3 separate regions of the Mus musculus genome follow, and regions 2 and 3 are each linked to region 1. Evidence: chromatin loops called from intact Hi-C (ENCODE). Cell type or tissue: gastrocnemius. All regions are shown on one strand. Links, peaks and the distances in the headings refer to the core of each region. The heading gives the core; the rest is flanking DNA. Region 1 holds the start of Pik3c2a (phosphatidylinositol-4-phosphate 3-kinase catalytic subunit type 2 alpha). Region 2 overlaps Nucb2 (nucleobindin 2). Region 3 holds the start of Nucb2 (nucleobindin 2).

Region 1 (8,410 bases), core at 232-8,231:
TTCAGTTCCTCTGCTGAGCCTTGCTCCTCCTCTTTGCACACAGTTCCCTCTGTGTAGGCTTCCCTTTGTCCCTCCATTTCTTCCTCTTCCCTCCCACCTTTTGAGAAGGGTTTTAAGCTGGAGAAAGGACCCAGCCAGCTGTTAAAGCTACACTCGCCACCAAAACTATGAGCTCATGTATCATGTAACCCAGGCTGGCCTTGACAAGTAGCCAAGGCTGGCATGGCACTTCTAATTCTCCTGCCTCTGTCTTCTAAGGGCTAGGACTACAGATGTGTGCCAGCATGTCCAACCTCCTTAATTTCTACTCAGCTCAATGACACTTCCTAGAGAAGGCCTTCCTGCTTTTCACTCTAAATCAAAGAACACTGTAATTTTCCTTCACTGCTTATCTCAATTGAGAATAAATGATCATTTCATTGGGTATTTAGTGCTTGTCTCCCATGTACTCCAAGCTCAGAGGACAGAGATAGCCTTGTTGCCCAGCATATCCTCGGCATAGAGCTGTGGTCAACACACTCTACAGAAGGTCAGGGCTCAGCATATGCTCCCTCAACACCCAGTCCCCTTTTTGGATTAAGGCAAGCATTGATTCCTTTCACAAACTTTTATGGTTTACAAATTCACTATTCTGAGTGTCACTTATCCGTGTCAATGTTATTTGCCATAGTTGATGATTTCTAAGGAGTCTAGAGTCAGGATTGGAACCCGGAGTCTTATACATCGGAGGCAAGTGATAGGCCACTGGGGTACATCTATTTTTGGACATAAGAGTCTCACTGTGTGGCCTAGTTATTCAACTCTGTCCTCTACTTCCCAAGTACTGGGATTATAGGTGTGGGTCACTGTGCTACTCAGAGACTCCATATACATGCAAAGGATTTATTTGGTCAACTTGGTGATCTACTTGCCTTTGCTGAGTGCTGGACTTCCAGGGGTGCACAACCATGCCTAGTTATTGATGGCCTTTTAAAGCTCTCCTGTTAAAATTTAAGGGCAGTGAGAGGGTTAAAAAGGTTGGGCTAAGTAGTAAGATCTGGGTTTGGACTCTTTTTTTTTTTTTTTGGTTTTTCGAGACAGGGTTTCTCTGTGTAGCTCTGGCTGTCCTGGAACTCACTTTGTAGACCAGGCTGGCCTCGAACTCAGAAATCTGCCTGCCTCTGCCTCCCGAGTGCTGGGATTAAAGGCGTGCATCACCCTGGACTTTTATTTAATAGCTGGGTGGCCTTTGGAAAATTGCTTTTCTCTCTGGTCCTCAAAGTGCTCAAGTATAAATCAAGGACATAATGGCCCCTTTTCATTCAGGTTGTGGGTGGGATTCAGTAATGCAATTCAAAGAACAGGGTCTGGTTTCAGGAAATGCTCCATAAATGTCAGCCATTCTTTTTATATATGGTAAAAGAGAAAGGGTCCCTATTTCGTACTTGGTACTGGAAGAAGTTTGGGGGTATTGGCTATGCCATGAAGTTCTCTGTGGGAAGTTATGGTTGGAGCAGTTTAAATGTAATGCAACCCCTTAATTCTTTTTTTTTTTTTTCCTTTTTACTATCAAGTCTTAAAATTGAAGCCAGTAGGAGAAAGTAGCTGTTAGCTAGTGTCTAATCGGTCTCAAAGGACAGCAAGCATGGTTTGCACTTTCTTTACAAGTCTGTTCACATTGTTTAACAACCATCGGCAGGCACCACTGCCAGGCAGAGGAGGGGCTGAGAGGGGGCTCCTAGCCCAGCTTCTTGACACCTAACAATTTGCAATTGGAAGCTACCTAAGTCTTCAGCTTCTCAGTCTACTGCACTTCCTACCTGTGGGGCCATACAAAAGCCACAATAAATGAGAAAGCCAGAATTTCAACAAGGATTTGTTTGAGTCAAACCAGGGAGGGCATAAGCTACCAGGGACCAAAAGAAGATAGTTCCCTTTCTCGATCAGAGAGATGAGAGAGAGAGAGAGAGAGAGAGAGAGAGAGAGAGAGAGAGAGAGAGAGAGAGAACACCAAGTTATCTTCCCATAAGACTCAGTGTTTTCTTTTCTTTCCTAAAGGCACACTCTGTTTTCCAGCAGAAGGTAGGAAGCCAGTCCTGAGAGAATTCCTTTTCCTCACCCTTTTAAATCTTGAGGAAGAGCTGCCAAGTGTATAAATTCCTCCTTTGATGAGAAGATAAAGCAGAACAATGCTGTAGAGCTGAGCAGATTCCTAAGGGACATTCTTCTGGGGTGTGTAAGCTTGCGTGGAGGTGGGGCTAGTAGACAGCTAGGGGCTGGGAGGGAGGGTGGTACAGCCAGAAGTTGCTCCTAGACTTCTCCCTAGAATAGCCTTTCCTTTTGCTTTCAGCTAGTGCTGGAGACTAAACCTACTTAGGTGCACTACCACTGAGCTAGGTTTGTTTGTTTGTTTTTGGAGACAGGTCCTGAACTGCTGAGCTTTAGAGTAATCTCCTGTCTTAGCTTCAGCTTGGACTACAGGAAGATGCCACATTCTCATATTCCCTTCCCTGCCCTCCTTCCCTGCCCCCTTCTCCCGCTTCCCCTTAAAGCAGAACTTCATCCAGCCTCTAGAAGTGCAAGCGTGTTTATTTAAACCAAAAGGATCAGAGGTCTCTCCTCCCTTACTAAAGGAAAGGGGGAAATGCTGGGAATACACTTCGAAATCCCAAAACCCAAGCAGACTCTGCCAGTTTACGTTGCCATTCCTCTCCTCCGACAGTTACCGACAGTCGTCTTTTGCAATCTGTAAAACGGGAATAATTCTCCCATCTGCTTCACAGTTTTGAATCAGACAACAGAGCGCTAAACTCTTTACAAGCCCAATTGCAGTCCGCGCTCACGAGAAAGGTATGATTACTATGGGGCCTGGGTGTGATGTCTGGCCGAGCGCTGTTATTACCGGGCTAACCTTGCCCACCTGGCCGCGGCGGGGCTGTCAGCAAACACCAAGGCGAGAACGCCGCACGCACGCATCCAGCCCTTTCCAGGGCCCACACGACGAGCTAATGCAAACTTCGAAGCACCTGAACGTCCGCGAGAGCTCGCCGACCGCTGGAGGGAATGAAAGATTTCGTCTTGACTGTTCTTTTCTGTCTTCCAAACCAAGCTAATCTCTGGGCGGCCTGGGGCCAAAACCTCAAACCAGGCAACCGCAAGCCAGAGATCAGAGGCGCGCGGTGCTGGGACAGGGCCCGGGAACAAAGGGCGCTTCGGAGCTCGAGGCCGGCCAGGAGGAGTCCCGGGGTAGCCTCCCCGAGAGGCCCCCGGCCGGCCGCGCCTAAGACACCCATTCCCCGGGGCAACCACACTCCATCCCGCAACCTCCCCGCTGCTGCCTTTCAGGCTCCGCCTGCGCCCCGCCCGCCATCTCAGGTAGGCCATCCGCGTCGGCCAATCGCAAGGCGCTCAAGTACGGGGGCGGTGCTTGCACCATCGGAAGTGACGTGCAGAGCTCGGCTGGCCGCGGAGTCAGTCGAAGCTCTCCTCAGCGGCCGGCTGAGCCAGCTGAGGCGGGAGAAAAACATGGCTCGGACCTTGGAGGGCGCGAAGGCTCGGGTTGCGGTGAAGACCAAGACTCCCGCAGCGTGAGGTGAGGGGCTGCCGGTGCGTGCGGAGCGGGACCTGGCTCTGCGCAGCCGCCGAGGGACTCAGAGGGGAGGGACCCGGCCGCCGTGCCCCTTGGTCACTCCATCCTCTCTGACTCCTTCCTCGGGGCCCCGTCCCCCACCCGACGGTCGCCAGCGCCCCGCGCCAGGCCCCTTTGTCGCGGGCCGCCGGACGCTGCTGTCCCTCGGGGGGCGGGGGAGGGGAAGCCACCCCACGGTCCCCCGGGACAGCGAGGGAGCCGCGGTGGCGGTCCCAGGCTCCTGTCCCGACTGTTCTGGAGAGTGGCTGTTGAACTTCTGCTATGGCCTCTTCCTTCTCCTCTCCCAGCTCGGTTTTTAGAGCCTCGGGTGGTTCTTTTTCTTCTGAGACCCTTCACCTCGTTACCTTAAAACAAAAATCCAGAAACTGCTTGCTTTGGGAACGCAATGATATTTGTGTATATTTAGTGCATCATCTTTCTGCTAGGGCATTAAAGTAAGAATATTTAACTCTTCCTGCGTGACTGAGGAACAAGGAATAATTGAAGAGGAGGGGAGTGTATACGGTAGTTCTTTCACCGTGTTGTCCTGATAGAAGGTGAAGTCCTAATTAGTATATTTTTATTTTAGCCAGTGGGTGTTTGAATTCAGTGACACGAAGGAAGCATCCCTGTTTGAACAAGATTACTTCTTAAAAAGTATCCCTAAATCTTTCCAGGTAGGTGTCAGGAAGAATACTGCCTTCGGGGCGGGGGGCGGGGGGGGGGGGAGATCACTGAATGTGGTACATCTCAAGCCAAGGACAGAAAATAAAAGGCTATTCTTAGGGGGTTGGTGAAGTAGTGTTCGGGAAGAGAGGCTGCGCAGAGGTCCTGGAACACTGGTTCCAGGGAAGACTTTGTACTCTTGCCTCCCTGATGGTTCTTTCTCCACGAGAAACTGTTAAGTAGCTCTGCTGTAATTGGAGTTGGTTATTCAAGGTTACAGACCACGCTGAAGTGCCTTGGTTGAAATTTTCAAGTTTTTGAAACTGCCTGCAAGTTTGGCATTCAGTGTTTTGAATACTGAAAAGCATTGTAACTGAGAGAGAGATATTTGTTAACTCAAACTTAGTTTCAAAGTGATTTTTAACATAGATACATAATAAATACAGCACCTCCACAGATTCCCATGGGTGCTGGCGGAATTCATATTGAAAGCAGTTTGTCTTGTAAAAACCTCCGTTGTCTTGGGCATGGTGGTGCACCCTATAATTGCAATGCTTGTCTGCACTGCAGAGCTCTGGTAGGAGAGTCACATTTAAGGTCCGCCTAGTCTACCTAGTGAGACACTGTCTCTAAAAATGATAATAATAATAAAGGAAGCAAAGCTGGGTTATGATTGGTGTGCATGTTGCTTGCAGTCTAACTTGCAAACATTATACTTTAGTGGTCTCAATCTTTTTTCATTTTTATAGAGCATAAAGGTTGACTTGTTTGCTTTCAGGATTTTAGAAACAACTTTCTGTAATTAGCTGTGTAAGTGTATAATTCTTTGTTGCATCTATTTAGAGCTCCAAATTTTCCATTCAGTTTTATGTTGCTATGTACATTTCTGTGCCCAAGAGTAAATCTGGCATATTGTTTGGAATGTAATAAGTTCGGCACATTCAGTGCATTTCTACCTAAAGACAGGCTGTTTCTAAGAGCTCAGAGTTTGCCTCACAGCATCACATCAACCCTTCAGATCAGGAGAGGTACAAAGCACTTTCTTAAATGCTTTAACCACATACCTGTAGAGATGAGCCTGAGCTACAGAAGACTAGCTCCAAAAACAAAAAGCAAAACAGCAAAAGTTCTGTGAGCTGGGGGTATAGCTAAGGAAACTTGTCTAACCACAGGTTTGATTCTCAGTACTTTCAGAATGAAGTTGTAACTTACCTTGCTTTATTTAATAAGACAACTTAATCTGTTTTACTAATTGATCATATTTCCAAGACAGGCAAATACTGAAGATATTTTAGTGTGCTAAATTTACAGAATTTGATGATTTGTTTAATCTGGACACACACACCCTACCCTCCCAGTACTAGGGATTAAACCTAGGGCCTAAGCAAGGACTCTACCACTGAGCCATATCCCCTTTAGTTTGGTGGTTTCATTTGATAGTTGTAACTGAGTTGGGCTATAAACCAACCCTGAGAAACTGGAGGGAGGAGGAAAAGAGAGAAAGAAAACAAAGTAGAAATTGTTCAATCCACCTAGGAAGACAGGTTAGCCAGTTGGTTATAAAGACAGTGGTGGATTCATAGTTCCAAAGAAGGCTGTGATCTCCTGGGTTGAGAGCTAAAGAAATGAGCAGGTCTGATGAGAAAGATCATGCCCAAAATGAGGCTTACAGAATGAGTTCTTTCTATTAACAAGGGCAACATGGGTAAAGGTGATAAGATCCTAAGCTTTCTTGCAAGTGGTAAGGTAATTGAGAAAAGTGCCTAAAAGCTCTGATATTTATTCGATAGTATTTATATACAATATTCTTTTAGCAGGAATCATGGTCACACTTGGAAATTCTGCTCTCAATAGGTGTATTCCACAATGTTCATAGGACTATGGTTGAAGCTAAAAGAAACCTCTTGATTTTTCTTGCTTATGTGGGAGCCACAATTTTGTTTGTTTGTTTGCTTTTGTTGTTGTTATTTTGAGACAGGGTCCCTCTGTATATCTCTGGTTATCCTGGAACTCACTACATATATTAGACTGGCCTGGATCTGTCTCTGTCTCCAAGTGCTGAGATTAAAGGCCTGCACCAGCACATCTGGCCATGAAGTCACAGTTTTTATATCTTTATTTTGTGCATTTGTGTATGCCTTTTATCTTTTTTGCAATGTTTCTTTATTTAAATTTTAATTTCATATATATTATATATTTATTATATATTATATAATGTTATATAATATAAATATATATGTATATATACTATGATATTTCCATCCCCACCCCTGTTAATCCTCTGTTATTTCTTCCCTTCCCAGTGAACCTCTTCCTCCCAACAACTTTCATGTCTTCCTTTTTCCCTTTTGTGAAAATTTTAATTAAGGTTGTCTGCATGAGTGTGGATGGGTGGTTATTTACTTAAGTAAAGGCGGCTAGCTAGGGGTTACACCATTGAGGAATATGACTTCCCACCCCTGGCAACCATTCTTATAGCTCCTTGAGAGTGGGGCAAGTTTATGAGTCCCTTCCAAATCCATGATAGAATGTTAATGGGCCCAGTCTTATGCAGGTCTTGTGCCATGTTTCTGTGAGTAATGGATACAGCAGCCGTGTCACACCCTGAAGACTGTTTTACAGTATTCCCTCCCATATTCTGGCTCTTAAATTCTTTCAGCCTCTCTTCCTCGTATTACCTGAACCTGATGGTACTGATGTCTTGTTTAAGTCTGAGCCCTCAGCAGTCAGTTGTTTTCAACACATTAACTAATCATACAGCTCTTCATTAATTTACATCCACTGTAAACAGAAGCTTTCTTTCTTTTTTTTTTTTAATTAGGTATTTTCCTCATTTACATTTCCAATGCTATCCCAAAAGTTCCCCCATACCCTCCCCCCCACTCCCCTACCCACCCATTCTCACTTTTTGGCCCTGGCGTTCCCCTGTACTGGAGCATATAAAGTTTGCAAGTCCAATGGGCCTCTCTTTCCAGTGATGGCTGACTAGGCCATCTTTTGATACATATGCAGCTAGAGTCAAGAGCTCCGGGGTACTGGTTAGTTCATAATGTTGTTCCACCTATAGGGTTGCAGATCCCTTTAGCTCCTTGGGTACTTTCTCTAGCTCCTCCATTGGGGGCCCTGTGATCCATACAGTAGCTGACTGTGAGCATCCACTTCTGTGTTTGCTAGGCCCCGGCCTAGTCTCACAAGAGACAGCTATATCTGGGTCCTTTCAGCAAAATCTTGCTAGTGTATGCAACGGTGTCAGCGTTTGGAGGCTGATTATGGGATGGATCCCTGGATATGGCAGTCTCTAGATGGTCCATCCTTTTGTCTCAGCTCCAAACTTTGTCTCTGTAACTCCTTCCATGGGTATTTTGTTCCCATTTCTAAGAAGGGGCAAAGTGTCCACACTTTGGTCTTCGTTCTTCTTGAGTTTCATGCGTTTAGCAAATTGTATCTTATATCTTGGGTATCCTAAGTTTCTGGGCTAATATCCACTTATCAGTGAGTACATATTGTGTGAGTTCTAGCTTGATGTTTGCATGGCTTGCAACCAGAAGTGTTTTCTGTCTTTAGCAATAGTGTCTTATTACTTAGGTCTGCAACCAGGAGCAATAGCAATCAATAGCCTGTATTAGGGGGGAGCAGGAAGGGGAGCTTTGGGTACTTTCTTATCCCACAAACCTATTAAGGGGTATATTACACCATCCCTGGCACTAGGATTTTTGTTTGAAATTGTTGGGACATTATTCACTTGGGATCTTACTATGTAGCCCTGGTCTGGAATTTGCCACCTTGAGAAGCCTCAAACTCAAGAGATCTGCTTTCTACCTCCTGACTGCTGGAGTTAAAGGCAAGTGCCACCATGCTTAGCCTATGTTTTCTTTCTGATGTGATAGATTAAAAAAGAACAAGATATACACATAGACTTTTTGACAGTTAAAAGGGATATAAATACAACTGTGAACTACTTGATTACCTTTTTGCTCTTCTAGGTAGGGTCTCATGAAGCCTGTGCTGGCCTCAGATTGTAGCTAAGGGGGACCTTGAAGTCTAGCTCTTCCTGTCTTCTATCTAGCAAGTGTTAGGATGGCAGGTACTAGCAGAACTGATCTTGCATTTCTTTTTTATCTATTTGGATACAAAATA
Region 2 (8,410 bases), core at 311-8,310, 71 kb before region 1:
CTTACAGCTGCTGGCAGCAGGAGAGAAAAGCAGAAGATCCCCAGGGGGAAGATTTGTTTAGTGGGGAGGAGTATGTGTTAAATCAGAAAGAGCTGACGTGGTGCAGCATTAGAGTGCCCCAGACACCAGCCAAGTGGACACTTTACATGAAGATGGACGACAGCTCGTGTGGTGACCCATGCTGTAATTCCAGCTTCTGGAGGCTGAAGCAGAAAGACTGAGCCTGAGGCCTAGACTACGTGACTGGACTGCATAGTGAGGGTGTGTGTGTGTGTGTCTGTGTGTGTGTGTGTGTGTGTCTGTGTGTCTGTGTGTGTAAATTACATGATATAGAATCATCTTTCAATTTTACAAAAAAGAAACACAGCAAAATGTCGAGCTAAATGTTTTTAATGTGAAGGAAGAAAATATAAATGGCACTATACTAGCCATGATTTATAATTTTCCATAATCTAAATTCTATATTCTTAACACATTCATTTTTTATTCTATCTCTATCAGAGAAAAAACATGATCTTCTTTCTTTGTAATTTCTTTGATAATTCTGTCAATTTTTACAAGGTTACACAAATTTACATTTTTCTAGCCCTCTGCCAGACTTTACTATTTGAGTGACTTTGTGTCTGAGCCCAATCTTATTTGAAATTAGTTGTGCTCCTATTAGTGTGTTAATATATAAGCATGTACAAGTATATACATGTACACAGTTTTGTATATCTGACAACCTCTGCTTTCTTCTTGTTTTTATTTGTTTATTTATTTACTATGTGTATGTGTGCATGTGTGTTCACATGTGTCACACTGAATGTGTGAAGATCACAGGACTTTTAGGAGTCCGTTTTCTCCTACCACTATACAAGTCCCCTTTCAACCTTCTTTCCTTTTTCAATTTCTTTTAGATTTTTTTTTCCTCACATGTTTTGCCTTCGTGTGTGTCTATGCACCACACGTGTGCACTGCCTGGGGAGCTCAGAAGAGGGGGTTGGATCCCCTGGAACTGGAGTTACAGAGAGCTGTGAGCTGCCTTGTGGGTTCTGGGAACCAAACCTGGGTCTTCTGCAAGAGCAGCAAGTGCTCCTAACCACTGAGCCATCTTCCCAGCCACATCTGCCTTCTAATGCAAATATTTCCTGTTTAAATTTACTCAGATCACTGAGTCTATACTTAAGCAACTTGATACAGGATTATTTAGCTTAATATCTTAAAAGTCAGGGATTGTCTTTCAATTAACTGAAAAATACTGATTGACTAGGAGGTAACAGCAATCTGGCTATACTACCTGAATGTCATAAAAGTCATTGCAGTTTTGACGTTATGTCAGTTTTTCTTAATGTCATATCATCAAACTTTTTGCATTATCATTATGTCTTACTGGTCACTATTTTCAAAAGGATTAAACTAAGTCAGACCCAGAGTTGCACAAGTGTGACCATAGGACTCAGAAGGCTGACACAGAGCTTGAGGCCACCCTGGGCTACAAACAAGAAAGGGTTGCAGCCATAGCTCAACGGTGAGCGCTTGCCTAGCATGCATGGAGCCCTAACTCAATCTCCAGACCTGCTGGGCCGGGAAGTGGGGGTTGGAGAGGAGGGCTGTAGTGTGGCATTCAAGTGCTCTTCTGTAAGCAGAGAAAATGAGGCAGCTGACAGAGGTGAGCAACAGTGCTGGCAGAGGAACAGCCTGACCTTTTCATTTATGGGCACTAATTGCTTTACCAGACTTTAGACAGGAAGCTACTACACAAAGCTGTGTTACTCTATGTTCTGAGACACACACACACACACACACACACATTCCCTACGAGCAGCCATGGTGCACTGTTGAGGACAGCAGAAACCGACTGCAGGTCCCAAGTACTGGGCTGACAGGGTGGATGTGGTCATCTCCAAGGCAGATACGCAAATGTCAAACTGTCAATAACGTCTTCCTAACGCTGAGCAGATGTTTCATAACTTCCAGCGGCGTGCGACATAAGAAAAGGACAGAGGACATAACTCGGCGGCAGAGTATTTATCCAGCATGTGCCATGTGCTGGGGAAGGTTTGACCTCAGTACCACAGGGTGAAGTGGAGAGGCAAAGCTGATTTCAGTCAATGGGAAAGGCTGACAAACTGCTCCTAATGTTCTCTCGCATGCCTCCAAATAATACACTAACTAACCCTAAAGGGGAAAGACACAGGCACAAGAGCTTGTGCTCTTTTGAAACAAGGTCTTATGTAACCCAGGCTGGCATCAAACTCACAGTGACATTTAGAGATAAGCTGGCCTAGGTAACCAAGGATGGCTTTGAATTTCTGATTCTCCTGCCTCAACCCGCTGGAGTGCTGAAATTATAAGTGTACACCGTCATGCGCAGTTGGACGTTGAACTTGGCTTTGTGTGTGCTAGGCAAGCACTCTGCAGACTGAGCTACTTCCCGGGCCCACTTCCTTTGGTTTCCACAGACTTGTTTTCTGGAGTGTCCATTCATCAGCCCATGCAAGATAGTTCAGTAACTACTAGGAACATGTCCACGGTTCAAGACTCTCTTCGAGAACACCAAATCTAGTGACTGCACACGCTAGGATTGAATCCAGGGGCTTCCTGCATCAAAGCAGGCACTCTAGCAACTAAACTGCATCTCCAGTCTATGAATGGGTTTTCATAGCACTCCACGGAAGGACTCTCGGAGAAATAGCTGGCCAAGGTTTGCTGACACGTTACATTCAAAACTACAAGGCAGCTTCCCAAAGATGTTCCAGGGAGCTCTTGTGGGGGTGGGCGAAAGGAAGAGTTGCTAAATCCGGCTTGAAGAACCTGGTCCAACCTGCCGGGCATGTTCACTTAGCTCCTGGGGCGTTCTGATATGATGTGTCTGAGCAGCTAAGGAACAGGACACCTGGGAAAGAACACGTTGGTGCTGTTCCTCCACAGCTGACAGCTGTCAGGGCTTCTGGTTCACAAACAATTAAAGGAAATCTGAAAGCCCTCTGCCAGCTTATGCTAACACCAAGAGAGCCCCAATACCAACGCTTGTGAAGTTCAAGTTACAGGATTAGAAGAAACTCCCAGGCAATGGAGTCTGACAGGAAACAAAGATAGGCTGGAGAGACTATGCAGCAGTTAAAAGCCCTGATTGCTCTTCCAGAAGGCCAGAGTTCAGTTCTTAGCACCGAAAATCACAACTGTCTGTCTGTACCTCCACCCCAGGGGATCAGACACCCTCTCTGTCCTCCTTGGGTTACTGCATGCACGTGATACCCAGAAATACAGGCTAAACACTCATTCATAAAATAAAATTTAAAAATCAAATAAATCTCTTCTAAAGATGTATTTATTATGTAGTGTTCTGCCTGCATGTATATCTGCTTGCCAGCGGAGGGCACCAGATCCTATTACAGATGTTTGTAAGCCATCATGTGGTTGCTGGGGAATTGAACTCAGAATCTCTGGAAGAGCAGCCAGCACTCTTAACCTCTGAGCCATCTCCCCAGCCCCATAAGTCTTTTTATAAATGCTGTGCAAAACCTGTGTATCTAAATTAATCTGTAGAAGCACTTTCGGGAACGAAATGGACTGTGCATGATAAATCATGCCGCGGCTGGCTCGGTTTTCAATGGCAGCATTTTGTTTCTATATGCCATAATGGTCATGTGTCCTACCAGTGAAACACAGGAATCCTACGTGTGAACGCTACCATCCTCTTCAGGACGTTCTGCTTGCCTTGCCTTTTAATAGCTACTGCCTCTCCTTATTGCAGAGCTCCGAGGTGACCCGCAGAAGTCAGTGCTCGCCCTCCACCCCCTTCACATCATCAGGCTTCTCAATGAGCGCCTTTCCCTGCTGAGCTACAGAGACGGTCATCTTGTTCACTTCTTTCTGATCAATGGAAACCATTCTAAACGTATTTTCCCCCTCTACTAGATTCTAATCTTTTAGTGCTCATTCTAGATGTAACCAGAACAATTAACTTAAACATGGCTTAGTTCCTTAATAAAGACTCAGAAATGTCAACTGTCGCCCTAACAGAGGAAATGGAAAGTGTTCGAGTACATTAGGTAGAAGAGTAATGACAGGAAAAAAAAATCGCTTTAAAAATGTTGAAAGTGACAGATCCAGTTACGGACTTCCATCGACTAGAAGATGTGGGAATGTTGCACATGATTGCAGAGGAAGGACAGCCGACAGGAAGAAGGGGTGTGAGCTAGTTTCCTTCCCTGACCAGGTTTCCTTTATCACCCTCTTCTTCCCTAAGGACGACACAGAGCTTGAAAGGAGACAGTGCACCAACTGCTGAACAGCAGACAAAGCTAAACACTACAAGCTGAGAGTTGACTCTAACAACAGGATAACATGAAACCCATTCAACTCACTGGATAGCCCAGGTTGGCCTCAAATTCACAGCATTCCTGCCTCTCAGCCTTCCCAGTGCTGAGATTACAGGCAGGAGGCCCCCAAGTCTAGTATGGTGTAGTATGATGTGAATTTTGTTGTGGTGGTGGTGGTGGTTGTTGTTACATGTTGAGACATATAACCCAGATTGCCCTGAACTTACTATATAGCCAAGGATGAAGTTAGACTCCTGATCTTTCTGTCTCCATCTCCTGGGTGTTAGGATTACAGGTGTGCACCTCCACACCCAGTTTATAAGGTGCCAGCAATTGAACCCAGGGCTTGGTGCATGCCAAGCAAGCACTTGACAAATAAGCTACATCCCTAGCCCTATGATATGACAACATGAAAAGTACAGATGCAGAAGGAATCAGAGCCTTCTCCTATGTATCCAGTAAATCCAAAACAAGCCTCCCAAGTCCAGAAAAACAACTCAAAGCTGTGACTCACACAGAGACAGATTTCTTAGCTGTGAAATCACTCAAGTAGTGAAGAGGTTATCCAATTAAGAGTATAAACTGTGTAAATGTGTGTATGAGAGATAGATAGGTAAGTAGGTTGGTAGGTACATAGATCAGATTGATGGATGGAAGGATGGATAGATGGATGGATAGATAGATAAATAATACCATATGGTGGTATGTTCACATGCAAGGCAGAGGAGCTGGGACTACAGGTACATAAGGGATCATGTCTCACTTTTTACCTGAGTTCTGGGGATTTGAACTCAGATCCTCTTGCTTGCATACCAAGCCTTCTTAGTCATTGAGTCATCTTCCTAGCCCCACCCCTGCCTTTGTGAATCTGTTTCCTTTATTTTTCCTTTTTAATTTTCCCCTGTTAATTAATCCCCACCCCCATTTGCTCTTCTTTTTTATTTTAAGGCTGACATGTGGGTGGTGGGACTGGAATCCAGGTCCCAGGAAGAGTGGCCAGTGCTCTTAACTGTGGAGCCTTCTCTCCAACCCTGAAAAAAAAAAATGTTTTTAACTGAGCTGAGCCCAGCACATGGGAGGCTAAAACATGAGGATGGCAGCAAGTTTGAGGCTAGCCTGGGCTACAAAGTAAGACTGTATTAAACCACAAAAGCAAAACAAAAGATAAGGACTATTCAAGAGGTATTCAGGAACAGACATATTTAATTGGATGACTCAAATGTCAAATGCATTTGAAAACCCTGTAAGATGCTCAGAAGGTAGTGTAGTTGGAAAAGAGTCTGCTTAGCCTGCTAGCCATTCAGGACTGAAGAAAACTAGGCATGGTGGTTCCTGCCTGTAATGCCAGCACTAAAAAGGTAGAAGATGAAGGATCAGAAATTCAAAGTCATCTTCGGTTCCACAGTGAGTCTAAGACCAATAGGAATCTGTGTAGCACCATGCCTGGCCATGCCCACGTATTTAAGAGGAAGAGCAGAAGAGCTTGTGAAAATGCAAACACACTTCATAGAAATAAAACCTTAATCTCTCTTTATCTCCATCCTATAAACACTGAACAACTGATTGAATCTTTACATTCTTTCTCGATTAAAATTCCATTCCCTGGATTGCTGTTTCATTTTCTCAAGGTTGTTCATTTCAATTCACTTTTTTTTTTACACTAAAATAATGCCAGTTGAGCTTTCTATCCCAGGCCAGCCTCCACTCCTGATCCTCCAGCCTCTACCAGCCTCCGAAGTTCTAGGATTACAACTGTGTCCTATCAGAGCTGGTCGTCCGAACTATTTTAAGTGATAAAGCATGGTATGTCTGTAAATTATTTACAGGGAAAAATCTGAAAAGAAATACTGTCATGCCCCAGGGCTAGGAGTATATAGGTAGCTCCATATAGAGGGTTTGAAGAGCATGAGTAAGGCCCTGGCTTCAACTCCTAACACTGGCCCCTGAACTGGTATACTTAAATAAGTTATGCAAGGGGCAGTAGAAAAACTTTCATGCCAGGTAAGTGCTAAGTGACTTTAGACAATCAATTCCTTTCAACTAGCAAGCCAGGCAAACATATGTCCTGTGTGATTATCCTGAATACAAAGACTACACCAAGAGGGGTCACACTCATCAACAGTCACTTCTGATGGCAGGTTAAGCGGCAATCTTGGGGAAAGGTCTCTATCGTTCTAGTGTCTTGCTTCCAGACAGGCCCGCAGTTTCATACGTGTCAGCTTGCCTCTGAACAACAAACATCCACTGAACATTCATGGGTGGTTGTTTTTAAACAACCAGAACAAATCTCCAAACAAGAGGAAAGTGCCTTTATAATGAATCATAGAACAAAAGAAAAGGAGGGCACATGCCTGTAATCACAACTCCAGAGGCAGACTAGTTCAACAGCCTGGCTAGATTTTGAGTTCCAGACCAGCAAGATCCCGTCTCAAAAAAAAGACAAATTAGGAGAAAGAAACGACCTGAGAAAATAGCAGAAATGCAATTCAGCAAACAGACTACCTCTTTCTCCTGGCAGCATTCAGACCAGAAGGTCTGCTCCCATCACCAAGGCTGTGTAAGACAATGCCAAGGGCCTTAAGCTCAGAAAGGAGAGGAGGGAAGCTCTATCTGCGGCAGAGAGTTCTGCTTCTCCATTGATATCCAAACCATTCCTTCCTTCTCAGTAGCATAAAGCCCATCCATTCAGCTATGTTTCCTTGAAGTCTTGGTTCAGGGAGTCTCCAGAGAGACAGAATGCATTCTTCTTTGTCTTTGCCTGGCTGCCTGGAACTCCACTGTAACAGTAGAGGTCTAGAAGCCATCATTGCCATTGAAGACCAGAGGAACCTTAGGGGCAACAGATCAAGAACTAGAAGGTGAGGCTGCAGTCAACTTTATGAAGTCCTGTTGCCTATTATAAGCTATGACTTCAAAAACTCTTTTAGGGGCTGGAGAGATGATTCAGCCCTAAGAACACTGGCTGCTCTTTCACAAAACCCCAATTCAATGCCCAGCATCCATGAAGCTGTTCACAACTGCCTGTAACTATTCCAGGGCATCTGACACCCTCTTCTGGACTCTGAGGGCACCAGACATACACACGGTGCACAGACATGAATGCAGGCAAAACACACCAATACACATAAAGTAAAATAAAATTTAAATTTATAAGGCAGAATTATTTTAGGGACTGAAGGGATGGCTCAGTGCTTAAGAGCACACACTGTTCTTAACCCAAGTTCCATTCTCAACACCCGTGTTAAGCGATTCACAATCACTTGCAATTCCAGCTCCAAGGGCATCAGATTCCTTTGGCCTCTGAGGACACACACACAAACACACACAAACACACGTGCGCGCGCACACACACACACACACACTAATAAATAAATGGGTAAAATATTTTTTAAAAGAAAAATTACTTTAATCAGGGTATGGTAATGAATGCCTCCATCCCATCACACAGGTGGCTGAGGCAGAAGGATTGCTGTCAGCTCAAGGCCAGCCGGGGCCACATAGTGAGTTCTAGACCAGCCTGGGCTACATAGTGAGACTCTATCTTTCCTTCCTTTCCCCCTGGTCTCTTCCCAGTGTTTATTTGCTGCTGGCTGCCATAGTTGGTTTCTGTTTGTTACAGAAGACGATTTTTCACTGAACACTTACCTTCAGACAGGCCAAGGTTTTATCTTTTTTATTATTTAATTTTCTCTTTCTTGCACAGATGAGGCCACTGAGATCTCAGGTGGTAAAATAATCTACACAATATTAAGTTTGTAGAGATCAGGACTTGGCTCCTGGCCCAGGATTTTCCCTTGAAAAACTGACTGGTGTGTTCTAAATGGAGAAAGAGAGATTAAATATAACAATGAATTATAAATGCATTCTTATTTAGTGGGAAAAACACACAAGAATGTGTGCTATTAAATACATAGTATGAAAATAGTATAAAAGAAAAGTATCAAATTAGCAGGATTTGGTGGCCCATGCCTTGAATTCTAGCACTAGAGGCAGAGGCAGGAGGATCTCTGGTGAGTTCAAGGCCAGCCTGGTTTACATAATGAGTTCCAAGATAGCCGGGGCTATGAAGAGGATCAGGTCTCGAAAATCTTTTAAAAAAAAAA
Region 3 (8,410 bases), core at 152-8,151, 61 kb before region 1:
TTAAATATTTCTTTATAATTACTTACCACTACTTGAAAACAGTTAACTTGGAGATGATAGGGTGGATTAATGGGTAAAGGCGCTAGCCACCAAGCTTGGCAAACCTGAGACCCAGAAACCACATGGTAGAAATGAACTAACTTTTGAAAGTTGTCCTCTGACCTTCCACATGAATGCCATGGTACACACATACAAAAATAAATATTATAATTATCTTTAACTAACTTGACCTGTTTGTCACAGATATACTGCTATTTATTATTATTATTATTATTATTATTATTATTAATTATATGTGTATGTGCCTACTTATTTGTATGTGCACCAAATGCATGTAGGTACCTACGGAAGCCAGAGAAGGGTGTCAGAGCCACTGAAATGGAAGTTATAGGCAGTTGTGACCAACCTGATATGGGTTCTAGGAACTGAACCCTGATCCTCTGCAAGAGCAGCAAGTGCTCTTAAGCACTGAGCCATCTCTCCTTGCCACAGATATAAAACTCAGTTCATTTCAACGCCTTCTCTGAAACCCCCTTACATAAGACAGGATGTACATGATTAAATTCAATGCTGAAAGTATTTCTATGCAGTCTGCAAAGAAAATAAGCAAATCAAACCTCTTCAAATTTTAGTAACGGGTGTCTTTGGGCAGTGTATTTAATATAAGACTGTCGGGGGGGGGGGGGTTGGAGAGATGGCTCAGTGGTTAAGAGCACTGACTGTTCTTCCAGAGGTCCTGAGTTCAATTCCTAGTAACTACATAGTGGCTCACAGCCATCTATAATGGGGTCTGATGCTCTCTTCTGGTGTGTCTGATGCACCAGTGTACTCAGATATATACAACAAATAAAATCTCTGAGGGGGGGAGGAGGGAGGGGAGGAGAGGGGAGAGGGGAGGGGAGGAGAATTTGCAGGTTACATTTTGTACATGACTTCAATACAACATGGTAAAAACAAAGAAAGAAACGGCACATTGAACCTTGAGCCTCTTTCCTTCACTTGAGAGTTACTTGCACTTCTCTTCCTCCCCCCCGCCCCCCGCCCCGTGCTGGGAATTGAATGTATGCTAAGATAGAGCTCCATTCTTAGTCTGAAACTTGATTTTCTGAGTCTTGATTTTCCTAACTATAAAACTGGATTAAAATGGGATGTGGTGTCTACTGCCTATAATCCTTGAATTCAGGAGAATTAGGAGAATTGCCTTAAGTTTGAGGTCAAACTTGGCTACATAGTGAGTTCAGGACAGCCTGGGCGACAATGAAACTCTGCCTCAAAAAAATTAAATAGGTATAAATTATTTTCAACACATGTTTTGTGTTTTACTTTTTATGTATTTATTTTATGCATGTGCACACGAGCTCCATGACACTTAAGTAAAAGTCAGAGGAACACTTGGGGGAGTTGGTTCTTTTTCCACCTTGACATGGGTTACGGGATTGAACGTGGGACATCAGGCTTAGCAGCAAGCACCTTTTCCCTCAGAGGCATCTTGCCAGCCCTTCAATGTGTTTTAAAAACCAGCACTTGACCCTTCCAACTCCCAAATACTCAAGAAATATTTTGCAGACACCAGTCACTAAAAGTGTCCTTAGGAAGTAGGCCACAAGTTTAACATACATTATTGTACTGCTGTCTGCAGTGACACACACAACATATCCTAAAACAAAGACACCAGAACTAACGCCCATAATCAATAACTACTGATTTGAAAAGTGTCCCAATTGCCTTCTTATGATTACATTTCACTTTGTATTTAGTGAACACAAACGAACCTGGCAAAAGTCATGTCAACATCTGTAATGCCAGCACTCAGAAGGCTTAAACTGAAAGGTGGAGACAGAGGATCCATAGAGATCCTTGGCCAGATACTCTGCCAAATAGGTGAGTTCCAGGTCTCAAAACATAAGGTGGGAAGTAATTGAAGACATCTGAAATGGGCCTCTAGCCTATACACACACACACACACACACACACACACACACACACACACAGTATGAAATGAACAGTAAGTACCTTAGGGAACAGAGGAGAGTAAATGCGACAGGGGCTCCACCACAGAGCAGTGGGTAAATGAAAATAGCCTAAGAACAGCATCTGTAAACCCACAAGGAGGCAGAGAGGAATTGTTACAATGTATTTATGGATGTTTTAAAGGACACCTTGCAGAAGCTGGTGCCCCCTTCTACCCTATGGGTCACTGGGACCAAACTCAGAGGGAGATCAGGCTTGGCTGCGGGCGCCTTTATCCACCGAGTCATCTAGATGGCTCTTGGAAATGAATTTTTGACCCACATCAGACAAACCTAATGATGGAGAGTCCTGTGCTCACCTAATAACTAGAGTGATACTATCTGAGATTTCATTTGTAATCCTAAATTTCCATTATTTTAATGTGCAACCCTGTTAATTGTGTTAACCAAGGAACATGTGTTGGAACATGGACCATTATTTGTTGAATTTGAGTTTTATAGAACCATAACACAGCTTATGTGAGGGAAAACTCCTGATACAATTTCTAAGATAAAATAATCTGAGCATTACTCAAGTCCAGTTTCTTAACAAAACCAGCCAGGGAAGACCTTAAGAAGCAATTTAAATAGCCAAAGGCTCCCTGGTCCAAATGCCTGGTAGAATACTATCACCTCTTGACAATTCTTTGGGACAATCATCTCAACATTTTAAGCTTTCCTGTAGGGAAATCCCAAAATTAACTGTAACTCACTATAACAAATATTTTCATTTAAGCCCCGTATCCTCCTGCCTCAGGCTCCCCTAACAGCTGATATTGTGTGAGTCACCACTTTCCTGCCTTTTGTCAAAATCAGGATGATTGGGGAGGGGGATAAAATGTATATTATTTATCCACAGTTTCTTAAATAAGAAACTTAGATGATAGCACTCGGCATTCAATTGTGTAAAAGGTACATTAACCCGTGTAAAAGGTATAAATTATCAGAACAAGGGTTCCTGTTCATTTTCATTCTCTTCCCCTCCACCCCTTTCTGATTTTGCAAAATAACTGTCTGGTAAGACTGCTGTCTGTATCAACCACAATAACCACACCAGCCCACGGAGGTAACATTCAGCAGGTGCAACAAGAAAGTAACATCTTTCTCTTCCCCCTAAATCAAAATGTATCCTCTTTCACCTAATTTGTCACTTTGGGGCAAACGATACTACAGCTGGCAGGAACTTTCTCCTTAGTGGCAGATGCTGGTTTCACATACCCCGGGGAAGAGCTGTGTTCCTGGGCCTAGCTTTGCTCCACAACTGGAGGGGGGCGGGGGGGCGCGGAGCATCAGCCGGGAATCGATAGGTCCAGAGACCTCACCAGTGGGCGAGCCCCTCGCCCACGTACCCCGCCCCAGTCTGGGTCCAGCACCTACTCTGCCTGCTCGTGCTACCCACCCGGAAGAAAAGCTCAAGCGCTCTGTAGCTAGAAGAGTGGTGGAGTGGACCCGACGCCTCCGGCTTCAGCTGGGAGACCCTCCCCAACCTTGCCCGCCCAGAACTCGGCCCTCCATGCCCACAACCATGGGCAGGGCAAGAACAGACCTGCGCCCTCTCTTCTGTGACCCGTCCAGCCTCCTCGAGGCTGGGATCTACACCCTGCTCCGCGCCACTGACCTTCTCTGCAGGGTCCCGGCGCGCGAGGCTAAGCCGACTGATGCCCGCCGCGAGCACACCAGTTTTCCCTGCCCACGGCCCTCCGCCTTGCTCTGATCCACAGCCTAATGCGTGCCCGCCTCCTGGTTGCCATGGTGACTGCCTCCTCCCCCCACAGCCGCTAATTGGTCCAGCTCCGGATCGCGGAGGACTCCTATTGGTGAACTGGTCCAGGGACGCGCCTACGCGAAGGCGCTTCTGGAAGAACTAGCCAAGAGGGACGTGGCGCTCTCCGAAGCGTGAGGAAGCCGCGCCTCTTCCTTCCCTTGCTGTCTTAGACTAGCTCTTAGTGCATGGCTTAGTAGGGTGAAGTGATGCCCGGGGATCCCCCACAAAATCTTAGGGTTTGCCAGGTTCTTGGTCTCTGGCATGAGCCTGCAGCGCCCACAGTGGTGGAGAAAAAAGTGGTAGCCCTCTTGTGAGTCTTGGAGAGCCTCTTTCCTGCAGGGACTCAGACTGGTATTTAACGTACCCCCACCCTCCTTATCGTGGTCCCTGAGTCCCTGTGACTTAATAGCATTTACCTCTCAGATACAGATTTTTCTTCTCTCTGCCCCGTGGAGTCAAGACATCTTCAACACATTTAACATTAACAACATTTTAACCGTGGGGCATTTTGTACGTGCTTGGAGGGTAGAAAAGCTTTAGAGCCTTGGAGCTGGTTTTGAAGCGTGAGTGCCAGTTACTCGCACCTGACTGATTTTTAGGGTGTTTTGTTTTGTTTTGTTTTGTTTTGTTTTGTTTTTCAACCCAAAGAAAAAGGTCCTAGGTTGTGTACTGACTGGCTGGTCTCCTTGCTGCAACGAAAAATACTAAGAAAAGCAGTTAAAGAAGGAAGAGGGGTTTGGTTTGGTTTGGTTTGGTTTGGTTTGGTTTGGTTTGGTTTGGTTTGGTTTTGGGGTTTTGCTTGTTTGTTTTGCTCACAGTTTAAGGGTGTGCTTCAGTACAGCAGTAGAAGAAGCTTGAGGCAGCTGGCACAAGGTATCAGGAAGCAGAGAGAGACACACGAATGCTGGCACTTAGCACTCTCGCTCGCTCGCTCTCTGTCTCATTCTCTCTATCTCTAGTTGGTTGAATCTACAAACGAAGAACCCACAGATCCAGGGGAGGGTAGACTGCAATGGAAACCACTGTTAGCAAGACACAACGTGGGTTAATGGCTGTGTGCACCATTAGAGATCAGACTTCTCTCTTGCAACACTCAACTTTTCTAACCCATCCTAAAGAAGGTATCAGAGCACTATGCTTCCATTTCCTTGTGTATAAAATGGGGTCAGTAACAGCCACACACACACACACACACACACACACACACACACACACACACTTACAGTCTATAAAAAAGAGTCAGTCACATTGTACTAACTCGGCCATTCTTGGGATGGTGACTAAACCAAAACCTCAGCCTCTAGATTTTAACTCTTATCCACACCTCTCGTCCACTTACTTTGAATAATATCCCAAAGCTAAGCTCCTTTTGTGTTTTAGAATGTTGTCCATTTTTTGTTTTGTGGCTCTGCTTCCACTGAGGGATTGAGAGCAGAGACATATGTTTAAAAAAAAATGAACAAGTTGAATGTAATGACACTTGAAGAGGATAAAAGATTATGTTATAGGCACACTAAATTTCAACTTGAGAGATATTACCTACATCCTAAGAATCGTTAGTAATCCTGTAATATTTGAGTTGATATTCCACCCCAGCACTGTGGGAATTGCTAGACTCACTAGGCACGGTGGTCCCCACGCCTTCAGGATTAGCATATGGTAGATGGAAACAAAAGAATCGGGAATTCCAGGCCAGCCTGAGCTCTGTAAGAACCTGCCTTATGAAACAAAAACAAGATACTAGACTATTAACTTATTAAAGCCAGGAACTGCCTTGAACATTTCCATTACCTATTAACCTATCACAAGGACAAATACCATGTGAATGGGGCACAAAAACTGGGCATAGATTTTCTAAGGGCAAACCTTAGAAACCCTGGTGCTGATCTGTCTGTATGATTCATAGAAATCTGATGCAGATCAGTAAAACCTGGCAAACGAGAAGGTGGAATTCATCCAATGATGTAATTAAAGGAAGAAGACAGCGAACAGGAGTATGGTGACTGAGGTGACGACACCTTTCTGGGGTGAAGGGCATGGGGAAGACAAGAAAAACAGGCTGAACAATAAGTAAACAGCAATTTCCTGGATTAGAAGACAGCGGAGCACAGCACTTCAGAAGGCCATGAGGATAAAAGCCTGGAGTAGTGGCTCTTAATCCAAGCACTTGGGAGACTGAAGCAGAAGAATCAACTTTAAGTTTGAGGTCAGTCCAGGGAACAGTGTGAGATTCTGACTCCAATTCTCCCACCAAACAGCACTAAATAAAAGCAAAGAAGAACAGTTCTTACAGGAAAAAATGATAAAAATAGCATCAAGGGCGAGGAATGTAGTCAGTGGTAGACAGCATCCCTTCTGTACTCAAGGCCCTGGTCCAGCCTTCAGTACTAAAAGGGGGGAGGGAGGGAGGGAGGGAGGGAGGGAGGGAGGGAGGGAGGGAGGGAGGGAGGGAGAGAAAGAAGGAAGGGAGAAAGAAGGAGACATATCATGAACCCCATCATATGTAGAGACATATGTAAGAAAATGAACAGAGCCGGGCGTGGTGGTGCACACCTTTAATCCCAGCACTCAGGAGGCAGAGGCAGGCAGATTTCTGAGTTCAAGGCCAGCCTGGTCTACAAAGTGAGATCCAGGACAGTCAGGGCTATACAGAGAAACCTGTCTCGAAAAACCTAAATAAATAGAAAAAAAGAAAAAGAAAATGAACAGGTTGAACATAATGACACTTGAGGAAGATAAGAAATATGGTGTAGGGACACTAAATTTCAACTTGAGAGATATTCCCTACATCATAAGTGTCGTTGTTAACCACGTAAGATTTGAATTGATATGCCACCCCAACACTGGGAATTGCTAGACTTGACAGGCATGGTGGTCCCCATGCCTTCAGTACTAGCACATGGTAGATGGAATCTGAGGCCAGCCTGGGCTATGTAAGAGCCTGCCGTATGAAACAAAAACAAACAAAATATGTGACTGACTATAAACATATGCAAGGCAGACTCACATGAGTATTTCATGCGGTTCTAAGAGGAGAAAGAAATATTATTTAATAATAAAATCTGAGACTTAGGTTTTATCTAGGATGGAGAATTTCCAGGTAGGGAGAAGGATGGAAGAAGAGCCAGTACACTACACAGGTCAGAATCCTTCCCCAACACTGCCTCAAATGCCAGGCATCTGGGCCTGGTCTTGAATCTGTTATCTGACTCTATGCCTGGTATGTATTCTGGCAGAGTAACCAATCAGCTCACTAGGTAACCAATAAGTCAACGTCTGAATGGAGAGGTTAAATGAGCAAGAATCCAATGGATTAAAAGGTGAGAGAGGACTCAGTTTTCTTTAAGGGGCTGGCCACTGGGAGTCTGACCATGCTCCAGTGAACCTATGGTCAACACAAATTGGCAGGTTTTTTTTGTTTGGTTGGTTGGTTTTGGGTTTATTTCTTCTTTGGGGGGGGGGGGAGTTGCAAAGGTGGGGGCAGACTTGGGAGGACTCAGAAGTCAATGTGAAGGGTGCATGATGTGAAATTCCCAAATAATACTCAATAAAAATATTATGTTGGAGAAAAAAAAACAGTTCCAGGTTGTTTCCTGCCTTGGCAGTCCACTGCATTGAATGTGCTGCTTTGGAATATGCCCTTACTTAGCGTTATTAACTATGAGCAAGCCTTTAGGCAGCAGTGGTTTCTGCTGCAGAGACAGTGAAGAGTAAATTAGAGGGTGGCTGGCATAGCATGCTACAGGGATATGTTAAAAAGTATTTCTGCACCTGTAACCTTGGGGCATATTAGGTGCTGGAGATGGTACTGAATAGAGTTTATCTTCTCTCCTCACACGCCCCTCCGCCCGTTACCTAGGAAACCCCAGCTGATTATTGCCTTCGTGGGATATCACTCATCTTGAACTAGGCAATTTGATTCTTTAATTTCCAAGAAAACCTCCGCTTAGCTAAGAAAATCAAAATGAGTTTGCTGGAGGGCAGGCAAGAAGAAAAGAAAAACATCTGGGCAAACCAGCAGCTATGAGCCCTGCCCCATAGAGTACTTGGTACCTCAGGAGAGAGGGTGGAGGGTGTCATTCAGCTGCTTCTGGGTGGTTGGTTGTTTTATGTTCGTTGTTTCATATCTCTCTCTCTCTCTCTCCCTCTCTCTCTCCCTCTCTCTCTATCTCCCTCTCTCTTTCTCTCTCTCTCTCTCTCTCTCTCTCTCTGTGTGTGTGTGTGTGTGTGTGTGTACATATATTGCATTTATTCTAATGTTTTGTTTCAGCTTCTATCTCTGTAGCCCTCAATGCCCTGGAATTCCACATGTAGTCCAAACCAGCCTTGAACTAGTGGCAAGCCTCTTGCTTCTGTCTCCTGACTGCTAGGATTACAGGCATGTGCCACCATCTCCCACCTATTCTGGCTTTTTTTTTTTTTTCCTCTATGTAACATCCCCAGCTGGAACTCACTCTGTAAACCAGGCTGGCCTTGAATTTAGAGATCAATCTGCCTTTGCCTCTTCAGTGTTGGGATTAAAGGTGTGCACCACTATACCCAGCCTATTCTGGTGTTTGTTTGGTTGGTTGGTTTGGTTTGGTTTGGGGTTGTTTTGTTTTGTTTGTTTGTTTGTTTGTTTGTTTTGGTGTTTTTG

What was found. Hi-C counts contacts between places; a loop is a spot of excess contacts. Peaks named below come from ENCODE experiments on the same cell type or tissue, not always from the same donor. Only the 100,000 strongest peaks of a DNase experiment are listed, where the experiment ranks them.
Region 2: it touches region 1 in a loop (2.8-fold over the local background); 22 of 42 quality-filtered maps call a loop at or near these places.
Region 3: it touches region 1 in a loop (2.2-fold over the local background); 23 of 42 quality-filtered maps call a loop at or near these places.

What each region holds. Positions count from the first base shown.
Region 1 is chr7:116,438,465-116,446,874 of GRCm38, reverse strand. It overlaps Pik3c2a (phosphatidylinositol-4-phosphate 3-kinase catalytic subunit type 2 alpha), which reads left to right and starts at 3,417. Exons shown (of 33, transcript NM_011083.2): 1 at 3,417-3,571. In gastrocnemius, for the core only: no CTCF peak of the experiment used is centred there; a DNase peak (open chromatin) is centred at 3,399; H3K4me3 peaks cover 3,431 bases; H3K27ac peaks cover 3,806 bases.
Region 2 is chr7:116,509,168-116,517,577 of GRCm38, reverse strand. Nucb2 (nucleobindin 2) reads right to left here. Exons shown (of 14, transcript NM_001130479.2): 2 at 7,953-8,123. Among named protein-coding and RNA genes, the nearest start is that of Nucb2, 9.0 kb to the right of the region's middle. In gastrocnemius, for the core only: a CTCF peak has its summit at 3,349 (motif pointing right); no DNase peak of the experiment used is centred there; H3K27ac peaks cover 1,793 bases.
Region 3 is chr7:116,499,702-116,508,111 of GRCm38, reverse strand. It overlaps Nucb2 (nucleobindin 2), which reads right to left and starts at 3,743. Exons shown (of 14, transcript NM_001130479.2): 1 at 3,628-3,743. In gastrocnemius, for the core only: a CTCF peak has its summit at 4,057; a DNase peak (open chromatin) is centred at 3,796; H3K4me3 peaks cover 1,850 bases; H3K27ac peaks cover 1,296 bases.